2 separate regions of the Homo sapiens genome follow, and region 1 is linked to region 2. The links are chromatin contacts, found by Hi-C or POLR2A ChIA-PET in ENCODE. All regions are on one chromosome and are shown on one strand. The core of a region is the stretch at or near the end of the contact, and the rest is flanking DNA. Distances in the headings are between cores, read along the strand shown.

Region 1 (5,936 bases), core at 2,527-5,026, 140 kb after region 2:
TTTTACATTTTTTTTAGTGGAGTCAGGGTTTCACTATGTTGCCCAGCTGGTCTCGAACTCCTGACCTCAAGTGATCCACCTGCCTCGGCCTCCCAAAGTGCTGGAATTAAAGGCGTGAGCCACCATGCCTGGCCTATTTTTTTATTTTTAATTTTTAGAGACAAGGTCTTGCTCTGTTGCCCAGGCTGGAGTGCACTGGTTCAATCATAGCTCACTGCAGCCTTGACTTCTGAGCTGAAGCGATCCTCCCACATCAGCCTCGCAAGTAGGTGGGACCACAAGCACACACCACCACATCTAGCTAATTAAAAAAAAATTTTTTTTTCTAGAGATGGGGTTCTCACTATGTTGCCCAGGCTGAGCTCAGACTCCTGGGCTCAAGCAATCTTCCCGTCTCGGCCTCTCAAAGTGCTGGAATTGCAGGCATGAGCCACTCATAAACGTCTAGACTGAAAATGAGGTGGTGGGTTTTGAAGCTTTGGGCTCCATGAAGTGAGATGCCTGGGTTTTCTCAGGATTTCAGTGACCCCCCAGCCCTGAGAATCTTTAAGTTACTCTGCTATCTCCACAATTCCAGTACCATGGAAACTTCCGAAAAAACACCTGTGGACTGATCTTCCCACTGCCTGAAACAACGTCTCCCATCAGTCACAGCAGCCAGCCTGCTACCTGGGAGCAGACTGAGTGATTTCTTGGCGTGAGCGCTCCTCAATCTCCTCACCTGCATTAGGGAAACCTCCCGCAGGGCCCATGCCATGGACGGGTCCATTTTTATGTCCGAGGGCCCAGTGTCCACCATCCCCGGAAGTCTGGACCCAGTCACAGAAGGGATGGGCGTTGTCTTCAAAGTCACACTGAGGAAAACCCTCTGGGGGATCAAAATAGGATATTTGAGCAAGTTGAGTGACGCTCTCCAGCCCTCCCCCAGCCCACCCCGGATTCTGAGAGATCCGGGCCTCTCAGGGCCTGCTCTCACCCCCACAAGGAGCAATGCTGGTTGCATCAACTGCCACAGCTGGCTCTGGGGTCTTTCCAAAAACGCCTACCACGGCAAACTGGAGAGAAAGGGAGATGGAGCAGGAGTGAGCACACAGCCCACACCCCCAAGCCCCTGATCTAACTCGACTCCATTCCAGGACCCAGAATCCCTACTCCCTGTGCCCAGACCCTCAATTCAGTTCTTTCTTTCTTTTTTTTTTTTTTTCAGAGTCTTGCTCTATTGCCCAGGCTGGAGTACAGTGGTGTGATCATAGCTCACTGCAGCCTTGACCTCCAGGGCTCAAGTGATCCTCCCACCTCAGGCTCCCTAGTAGCTGGGACTACAGGCACACATCACTGTGCCCGCCTAATTTTTGTATTTTTTTGTAGAGATGGGGTCTTTCTATGTTGCCCAGGCTGGTCTTGAACTCCTGTCCTGAAGCGATCCTCCCTCCTCAGCCTCCCAAAGTATTGGGAATACAGGCATGAGCCACAGCACCAGGCCCCTCAATTTATTTCAACATTGGGTGTGCCTACCATGTGCAAGGACCTGACCCCTTGCTTCTCTGTACCTGTATCCGTCCCACGGCTGTGTAATTGACAGAAACAGCCTGCCAGTTGGGCCCAGGTTGTCCTGAGAAGAGAGTGTGTTTCCGGATACTCCCTGCAGTGAAAGGAATTGGAAGGAGAAGTGAGCTTAAGGGGACTGGGAAACGACTTTGAACTATACCTAGGAGGATGAGGAGCAGAGGGCATAGCTGGGGACGATTACCACCAAATGAAAGCACAATCTTCTTTTTTATTTTATTTATTCATTATTTTTTTTTGAGATGGAGTATTGCTCTGTTGCCCAGGCTGGAGTGCAGTGGCACTATCTTGGCTCACTGCAACTTCTGTCTCCCAGGTTCAAGCGATTCTCCTGCCTCAGCCTCTTGAGTAGCTGAGATTACAGGCGTGTGCCACCACACCTGGCTAATTTTTGTATTTTTAGTAGAGACAAGGTTTCTCTATGTTGGCCAGGCTGGTCTCGAACTCCTGACCTCAGGTGATCCACCAGCCTCACCCTCCCAACGTGCTAGGATTACAAGCATAAGCCACTGTGCCAGGCCAGCACAACTTTCTTTTTTATTTGAGAGGGAGTCTTGCTCTGTCACCAGGCCGGAGTGCAGTGGCGCGATCTCGGCTCACTGCAACCTCCGCCTCCCGGGTTCAAGCGATTCTCCTGCCTCAGCCTCCCGTGTAGCTGGGACTACAGGCAGCTAATTTTTGTATTTTTAGTATGGACGGGGTTTCACCATGTTAGCCAGGATGGTCTCGATCTCCTGACCTCGTGATCCGCCTGCCTCGGCCTCCCAAAGTGCCCTCCCAGCCATGATTTCCACTTCATGGAATAGTCTCGCACATATTCCAGACCTCCCTAGACCCTGAGGGATGCCCCATGTTTCCCCATCAAGCCAACCCTGGGAGATGCGCCCAGATCAGTGTAAATCCCATTAATTCTCCGCTCTAACCCAAGACTGAAGCATAAATGTGGAGGGCTGCACCAGGAGACTGGCCCCGGAGGATGTAGTGGAAGGAAAAGCTCAGACAGCCAGAGGACAGGCTCACGGGGCTCAGGAGGACAGCTTTCTGCCCAGGTCTTGCATTCTTGGGGTCCAGGAGCATGTAGCAGCCACCTGTGAAGCAAAAGGCCAGGGAACTGGGGTGGATGGAATTGAGGGAAGATGGCAGCAGAGATAGGGCCCTGAGGAGGCTGTGGACTTGTCTCTGGGGATCCCCAACAGCAGCCTAGAATCAGGCAGCACTGAGGTGGTCCTATCCCAACTGACTGAGGTCTTCAACTTTTCCTAGAAATGCTTGGGCTGGGTAAGGACCCGGCGCTGCCATGGGAAGCGGCGGACACCTTCTCCAAAGCAGCAACTAGAACTTTGACCTTTGGGTGCTAACTCTTTGTTGTTGTTGTTTTGTTTTTGTTTTTGAGACAGTCTCACTCTGTCGCCCAGTCTGGAGTGCAGTGGCGCAATCATGGCTCTCATGGTTCACTGCAGACTCAACCTCCCCGGGCTCAGGTGATCCTCCCGCCTCAGCCTCCTTAAGTAGCTGGGACTACAGGTGTGCGCCACCACGCCCTGCTAATTTTTGCATTTTTTTTTGAAAAGATAGGGTTTCACCACATTGCCCAGGCTGGTCTTGAACTCCTAGGTTCAAATGATCCACGCACCTTGGCTTCCCAAAGTGCTGGGATTACAGACATGAGCCATCACATCTGGCCTGGGTGCTAACTCTTAAGGTCCACTAGAGTCATAGCCTGTTCCTTTTCTTTTTTCCTTTTTCTTTTTTGAGACAAGGTATGGTTCTGTTGCCCAGGCTAAAGTGCAGTGGCACAGGTCTCAAACTCCTAGGCTCAAGCAATCCTTTTGCCACAGCCTCCTGAGTAGCTGGGACTCCAGGTGCGGACCTGGAGTCCGCCCAGCTAATTTTTTTTTTTTTAAGAGATGGGCGGTCTCACGATGTTGCCCAGGCTGGTCTTGAACTCCTGGCCTCAAGCAATCCTCCCGCCTTGGCCTCCCAAAGTGCTGGGATTACAGGCTTGAGCCACTACACCCGATTGCCTCTTCCTTTTCTTTACCCGCTGGACATAACCTATTCACGCAAACTGGCGAGAGATACAGCGGCTCTGACACAGAGGAGCAAGAGGCAAACCCCCTCTCACCCAACACCACCTCGGCCCCCAGCTCAGACAGCCAATCAGCGTGGACCTCGCTAGGTGACGCAACTGGTAGCGAAAAAGAAAATGTAAGCGGCTGCCACTCGTGGGGAGCGCGCTCGCGTGCGTGCTCACGCCCGAGTCCAAGGGAGTCTTGCCTGGCGCGCGCTCACTCCTGCCGAAGGTGGGATCCTGAGCGGCGGCGAAGAGGCTGGAATGGCGGGAATGGGCGGGAGGAAGGAGAAGAAAGGAAACAACCGGGAAGGAAGAGGGAAGGGAAAGGAAAGGAAGTGGGAAAATGATGAAAGAGAAATCAAGGACACGGGCTGGCGCGGTGGCTCACGCCTGTAATCCCAGCACTTTGGGAGACCGAGGCGGGCGGATCACCTGAGGTCAGGGGTTCTAGACCAGCTTGGCCAACATGGCGAAATCCCGTCTCTACTAAAAGTACAAAAATTAGCCGGGCGTGGTGGCGGGCATCTGTAATCCCAGCTACTCGGGAGGCTGAGGCAGGAGAATCGCTTAAACCCGGGAGGCGGAGGTTGCAGTGAGCTGAGATCGCGTCACCGCACTCCAGCCTGGGCGACAGAGCGAGACTGTCTCAAAAAACAAACAAACAACAACAACAAAAAAAAAACCAAGGAGACCTATGAGAAACAGAAGAGGAGAAATGGGAGAAAAAGAAGTGAAAGGTGAAGAAAATATAAGGAAGCGAGCAAGATGGAAAAGGAAAGGGAAAGAAAGGAAAAATAAAAAGCCAACCAGCATTTACTGAAGCTGCTGGGCGCGGTACACGGTGCTAAATGCTGAGGGGTTGCAGAGAGGGCTGGTCGGCTTTCAGTGAAGGTGGGGCCAGGGCTTCTTAAGGCCTTATTTATTTATGTACGTATTTATTTATTTATTTTTATTGAGATGGAGTCTCACTCTGTTGCCCAGGCTGGAGTGCAGTGGCGCTATCTCGGCTCACTGCAACCTCCGCCTCCCAGGTTCAAACAATTCTCCTGCCTCAGCCTCCCGAGTGTTGGGATTACAGGTGCACACCACCAAGCCCAGCTAATTTTTTGTATTTTTAGTAGAGACGGGTTTCGCTATGTTGGCCAGGCTGGTCTCGGACTCCTGACCTCTGGTGATCCACCTGCCTCCGCCTCCCAAAGTGCTGGGATTACAGGCATGAGCCACCACGCCTGGCCAGGGCCCTTCTAGAAAACAAAGTTTAGGCAGCAGGAAAGATCAGAGACAGGAGTGCAGGAGTCCAAGTGGACACTGATGGAGTGGAGAGAGGAAAAGATGGGGAAAAACAGAAAAGAAAATACGGCAGAGGCAGGAGGATCACTTGAGGCCAGGAGTCCGAGACCAGCCTGGGCAACATAGCAAGACCCCATCTTTACAAATAAAGAAAATAAAATAAAGTGTGGAAATGGTAAAGTGGAAGGGAGGAAATGGATTGAGAAAGGATAAGTATTAAGGGAAAAGAAGAACAAAGAGATATAGGCTGGGCGTGGCAGCTCACACCTGTACTTCAAGCACTTTGGGAGGCCGAAGCAGGAAGATGGCTTGAGGCCCAGAGTTTGAGACCAGCCTGGGCAATGTAGCAAGACCCCATCTCTATTTTTATTTATTTATTTATTTTGAGACACAATCTCACTCTGTCGCCCAGGCTGGAGTGCAGTAGTGCGATCACAGCTCACTGCCACCTCCACCTCCCAGGCTCAATCAGTCCTCCCACGTCAGCCTCCCGAGTATCTGGGACTACAGGTGTGTGCCACCACACTGGGCTAATTTTTGTATTTTTTGTAGAGACAAGATCTCACTATATGTTCCAGGCTGGTCTTGAACTCGTGGCCTCAAGTGATCTGCCCACCTCGGCCTCCCAAAGTGCTGGGATTACAGGCATGAGCTACTGCACCTGGCCTAGTTTTTAAAAACATTTTTTTAAATTCAAAAATAAGAATTATAAACTCAGGAAATTAGGGAGCAGAACCCTCTATGCTTGACCTACAGTGCTTGGCTCAGTGAGGGGTTGAAATGTGGGCTGTGTGAGAAGATTAAGAGAGAAAGTGAATGTTGTGTGAGAGAGAAAAGGAAGAAGTCAACAGTAGAAAGAGAAAGAAGCTCAGCTGAGTGCACAGGGAGGTGGTGGAAAGAAGCTAGGGATAGACTTGGGTGCATAGAAAGAAAGAATATCAGCCAGGCATGGTGGCTTACGCTTGTAATCCCAGCATTTTGGGAGGCCAAGTGGGTGGATCACGAG
Region 2 (5,159 bases), core at 2,368-4,867:
TAGCCTGCCTTCGGACACGACCAGCGCAGGTCCTGGTGAACCACGAATGGCACGTGCTGCCTCAAGAAAGCGTCTTCCGGTTCTCCTTCGTGCCTGTGGTAGATGGAGACTTCCTCAGTGACACCCCAGAGGCCCTCATCAACGCGGGAGACTTCCACGGCCTGCAGGTAACTAGTGGCTAGCTGGCGTGAAGCTGGCTCCTCTGGGTCCCAACGGTCCCTCCCCTCCCTGCAGGGACCCAGGCATGAGGGCTTCTCCAGGCCCATTCCCAGAAGTCCCAGAAGTCCTCCCTGAGGGCTCAGATCCCAGGGTGGTCAGCAGGGCAGACAGGAAAGCCACCATGGGTCTATTTTCTCTTTCTCTGCATCCCTCCCCTGATCTCGTCCTCTCTCTGTCCATGGTTCCGGGTCTGTAACTGTTCATCTCTCTGGCTCTTTGTCTGTCCATCTGTTTCTGTCTACTTGTCTGTCTGTGCCTGTCGCTCCATCCCACCCCCCTCTCCCTCACCCCCAGGTGCTGGTGGGTGTGGTGAAGGATGAGGGCTCGTATTTTCTGGTTTACGGGGCCCCAGGCTTCAGCAAAGACAACGAGTCTCTCATCAGCCGGGCCGAGTTCCTGGCCGGGGTGCGGGTCGGGGTTCCCCAGGTAAGTGACCTGGCAGCCGAGGCTGTGGTCCTGCATTACACAGACTGGCTGCATCCCGAGGACCCGGCACGCCTGAGGGAGGCCCTGAGCGATGTGGTGGGCGACCACAATGTCGTGTGCCCCGTGGCCCAGCTGGCTGGGCGACTGGCTGCCCAGGGTGCCCGGGTCTACGCCTACGTCTTTGAACACCGTGCTTCCACGCTCTCCTGGCCCCTGTGGATGGGGGTGCCCCACGGCTACGAGATCGAGTTCATCTTTGGGATCCCCCTGGACCCCTCTCGAAACTACACGGCAGAGGAGAAAATCTTCGCCCAGCGACTGATGCGATACTGGGCCAACTTTGCCCGCACAGGGTCAGCAGTGCAGAGGGAGAGAAGGCTGGGGAGGACAGGAGTCGGGGGCGGGAGGACACACAAAGGCAGACACACGGAGACAGAAAGGACGGGTGGGACAGGGGCAGGATAGAACAGCCAGAGAGGGATATGCTCACAAAGTAGATAAAAGGGGAGAGAAAAAGAAAGGAGACAGAGAAGGCAGAGGGGGTCTTGCAGAGACAGAGGCAAAGGAAAGTGAGGAGGAGACGAGGTAGACATGGAGGGGGCGGGGCACAGTGGCTCACCCCTGTAATTCCAGCCCTTTGGGAGGCCAAGGTGGGAGGATCCCCTGAGGCCAGGAGTTTGAGACCAGACTGGACAACATAACAAGACCCCGACTCTTAAAAAGAAAAAAAATACAAAACTTAGCCAGGCACGGTGGCTCGTGCCTCTAGTCCCAGCTACTTGGGAAGGTGAGGCAGGAGGATTGCTTGAGCCTGGGAGGTTGAGGCTGCAGTGAGCTATGATGGCACCACTGCACTCCAGCCTGAGTGGCCCTATCTCTGGAAAAAAAAAAAAAAAAAAAAAAGGGAGACCAAGACAAAGGAGTTGGAGCTGGATTAAGTCAAACCAGTGATGATTCACTAGCAGTGACACATTCTCTCACACACACACCAGTTTACCTGGATCGAGAAGAGGACAATGAAATCTAGCATTGGATGGGTGTTGTTAAAAAATGTGATGTTTGTAGACATAGGACCCGTCCTGGTTATTTAGGAAAGTCTCAAGACATCCTAGCCATTTTTTTAGTGAGAGAAACAAAGATGGAACAGAAAAGCTGAGGGAAACGGAAGGAGACGGAGCGCTTGAGGAAGGGAAGACCCCAATGACCGCGCACATTGGAGAAAGTGGTGGGAGGGAGGGGACGGGTTCTCTGGGGCTCTCCGCTGAGCTGAAGAGTCCGGGATCCCGTGGAGTTGGGGGCCACCTCCTCCCACTGCCCGTCTGGACTGAGCCTTCCCTTCCTTCCGCAGGGATCCCAATGAGCCCCGAGACCCCAAGGCCCCACAATGGCCCCCGTACACGGCGGGGGCTCAGCAGTACGTTAGTCTGGACCTGCGGCCGCTGGAGGTGCGGCGGGGGCTGCGCGCCCAGGCCTGCGCCTTCTGGAACCGCTTCCTCCCCAAATTGCTCAGCGCCACCGGTATGCAGGGGCCAGCGGGCAGCGGCTGGGAGGAGGGGAGTGGGAGCCCGCCAGGTGTAACCCCTCTCTTCTCCCCCTAGCCTCGGAGGCTCCCAGCACCTGCCCAGGCTTCACCCATGGGGAGGCTGCTCCGAGGCCCGGCCTCCCCCTGCCCCTCCTCCTCCTCCACCAGCTTCTCCTCCTCTTCCTCTCCCACCTCCGGCGGCTGTGAACACGGCCTCTTCCCCTACGGCCACAGGGGCCCCTCCTCTAATGAGTGGTCGGACCGTGGGGAAGGGCCCCACTCAGGGATCTCAGACCTAGTGCTCCCTTCCTCCTCAAACCGAGAGACTCACACTGGACAGGGCAGGAGGAGGGGGCCGTGCCTCCCACCCTTCTCAGGGACCCCCACGCCTTTGTTGTTTGAATGGAAATGGAAAAGCCAGTATTCTTTTATAAAATTATCTTTTGGAACCTGAGCCTGACATTGGGGGGAAGTGGGAGGCCCCGGACGGGGTAGCACCCCCCATTGGGGCTATAACGGTCAACCATTTCTGTCTCTTCTTTTTCCCCCAACCTCCCCCTCCTGTCCCCTCTGTTCCCGTCTTCCGGTCATTCTTTTCTCCTCCTCTCTCCTTCCTGCTGTCCTTCTCCGGCCCCGCCTCTGCCCTCATCCTCCCTCTCGTCTTTCGCACATTCTCCTGATCCTCTTGCCACCGTCCCACGTGGTCGCCTGCATTTCTCCGTGCGTCCTCCCTGCACTCATACCCCCCCTTCAACCCGCCCAAATGTCCGATCCCCGACCTTCCTCGTGCCGTCCTCCCCTCCCGCCTCGCTGGGCGCCCTGGCCGCAGACACGCTCGACGAGGCGGAGCGCCAGTGGAAGGCCGAGTTCCACCGCTGGAGCTCCTACATGGTGCACTGGAAGAACCAGTTCGACCACTACAGCAAGCAGGATCGCTGCTCAGACCTGTGACCCCGGCGGGACCCCCATGTCCTCCGCTCCGCCCGGCCCCCTAGCTGTATATACTATTTATTTCAGGGCTGGGCTATAACACAGACGAGCCCCAGACTCTGCCCATCCCCACCCCACCCCGACGTCCCCCGGGGCTCCCGGTCCTCTGCATGTCTCAGGCTGAGCTCCCTCCCCCGCGGTGCCTTCGCCCCTCTGGGCTGCCAATAAACTGTTACAGCCACGGGAGTGTGCGCGACTAGGGAGCCAGGGGTAGAGGCAGAACGCCGGAATCACGGGGGCCGAGTCTATGCAGGAGCGGGGCTGGAGGGCAAGAAACAGGCGAGCTCCGAGGCGGGCGCAAGGCAAAGGCCAACCCCTAGCCCTGCCCTGCCGGGCGGAGCTCGCGCCTGCGTAATGAGGCCCGCAGGCAGGCTAGCTGGCACGGCGGAGGGGAGGAGAGGGGAGGGGAGGGGAGGGGAGGGGAGGGGAGGGGCGGGGCGGGGCGGGGCGCGGCGGAGCATTGTGGGAGCTCCTCGGTCGGTGCCGGTCGGTGGCTGCCTATTGCGGCCTGCGGTGATCAACGAGGCCCGGGGAGCGCGTCCCCAGTCTGCGCGCCGGTCCTGCGGCAGCTGGCCCAAGACCCGGAGCCGAAAGGAAGTGTTGGAGCCTGAGGTCGCTCCGCGCCGCTAGGAGGACGCTGTGCCTGGCCTGGGACCTCCGCTCCCGCCCACCGCCCTGGAGCCGCTGAGGGACGTCCACGTGGGCCTGTCCCCGCCGAGCCGCGGCCCTGTCCGCCTGGCGCTGCTCTCGGGCCACTACCTCTACTACCACTACGGCTGCGACGGCCTGGACGACCGCGGCTGGGGCTGCGGCTACCGCACTCTGCAGACGCTGTGCTCGTGGCCAGAGGGCCAGCCCGCGGGCGTACCTGGACTGGCCGCCGTACAGGCGGCCCTGGAGGACATGGGCGACAAGCCCCCCGGCTTCCGGGGCTCCCGGGACTGGATCGGCTGCGTGGAGGCCAGCCTCTGCCTCGCTCACTTCGGAGGGCCCCAGGGACGCCTCTGCCACGTACCCCGGGGAGTGGGGCTGCACGGGGAGCTGGAGAGGCTTTACTCGCACTTCGCAGGGGGTGGGGGCCCAGTCATGGTTGGGGGGGACGCAGATGCCAGGTCCAAGGCCTTGCTGGGAGTCTGCGTAGGGTCAGGCACGGAAGCCTATGTCCTGGTATTGGACCCTCACTACTGGGGCACTCCAAAAAGCCCCAGTGAACTACAGGCTGCTGGGTGGGTGGGCTGGCAAGAGGTGAGTGCAGCCTTTGACCCCAACTCCTTCTACAACCTGTGCTTGACCAGCCTTAGCTCCCAACAGCAGCAGCGCACCTTGGACTGAGGACGAAGTTACAGAACTGAGATTCTCGGGTCCCAGACACGCACCTATGTACCTCCCACTGGTGTCCCTGCAAAGCCTGGCGCTTTTGACATCAATAATAAAAGTGGCAGGGCTGAGCAACACCTCAGGAGTTACTCTGGAAGGATGGAGGAGTTATGTAACACACGAGAGTCAGGAGCCCTGTGGAAGTGCTTTTATTAGCAGTAAGGCTGATCGTACAAAAAATTCTCAGAGCTTCATAGGACAAGGTAGTACAAGTATGGATGATACAGGACTGAGGAACGGGGGACGGCTCAAAAGAAATCAACATCGTCTGGGGCATCCAGGTCCCGATATTCCACAATGGCCCTTGGGTCTCCACGAACCATCCTGTGAGGTGAGAGGTACAGGATGAGAGCTGAGGGCTCCCAAAAGGGAGTCTGCAGGCGGCAACAAAGCTTGGGCGTCTGCCCTCCTCACCTGTTGCGAGGTTTCCCAGGATAACCTCCCTGGCCTCGGAAGGCATCATAGTTCCCTCGACCAGCACCATACGGGGCATGGGGGTATGGAGGGCCTCCTGTGGGGACTGCAGGGCGGACAGCACCAGCTATGACAGAGATCAGTGTTGAGTTGCAAAACTATGTCCTCAATTCCATCCTCTGTTTTCTTCTCCCAAAGCCACACACTCACC

What was found. A loop is a pair of places that touch in the nucleus more often than their neighbours do. ChIA-PET counts read pairs that join two places held with the same protein, here RNA polymerase II (POLR2A). Pooled maps may share reads with other maps.
Region 1: a loop to region 2 is called in a pooled map, with 3 times the contacts of the local background. The contact joins the enhancer-like site here to the promoter of UFSP1 in region 2. A Hi-C loop is called at or near these places in 2 of 50 pooled maps. POLR2A ChIA-PET finds 5 or more read pairs at or near these places in 4 of 52 experiments (A549, H1, PC-9 and 1 more).

Annotation. Positions count from the first base shown.
Region 1 is chr7:100,743,256-100,749,191 of GRCh38, reverse strand. ZAN (zonadhesin) reads right to left here. Exons shown (of 48, transcript NM_003386.3): 8 at 2,490-2,654; 9 at 1,551-1,642; 10 at 977-1,055; 11 at 722-868. Among named protein-coding and RNA genes, the nearest start is that of ZAN, 13 kb to the right of the region's middle. RefSeq lists an enhancer at 3,867-3,916. Within about 2 kb of position 3,776, at least 2 of the 41 ENCODE cell types and tissues checked have a DNase peak (open chromatin) inside an H3K27ac peak, as active enhancers do.
Region 2 is chr7:100,888,173-100,893,331 of GRCh38, reverse strand. It overlaps UFSP1 (UFM1 specific peptidase 1), which reads left to right and starts at 3,617. Exons shown (of 1, transcript NM_001430944.2): 1 at 3,617-4,611. The coding sequence starts at 3,833. The coding sequence ends at 4,489. It overlaps SRRT (serrate, RNA effector molecule), which reads right to left. Exons shown (of 20, transcript NM_015908.6): 19 at 4,949-5,075; 20 at 4,668-4,858. The coding sequence ends at 4,783. It overlaps ACHE (acetylcholinesterase (Yt blood group)), which reads left to right. Exons shown (of 5, transcript NM_000665.5): 2 at 1-167; 3 at 514-998; 4 at 1,994-2,163; 5 at 2,997-3,338. The coding sequence ends at 3,118. RefSeq lists enhancers at 1-637, 638-1,377, 1,658-2,390, 2,614-2,673, 2,391-3,124 and silencers at 2,174-2,223, 2,295-2,452, 3,544-3,593.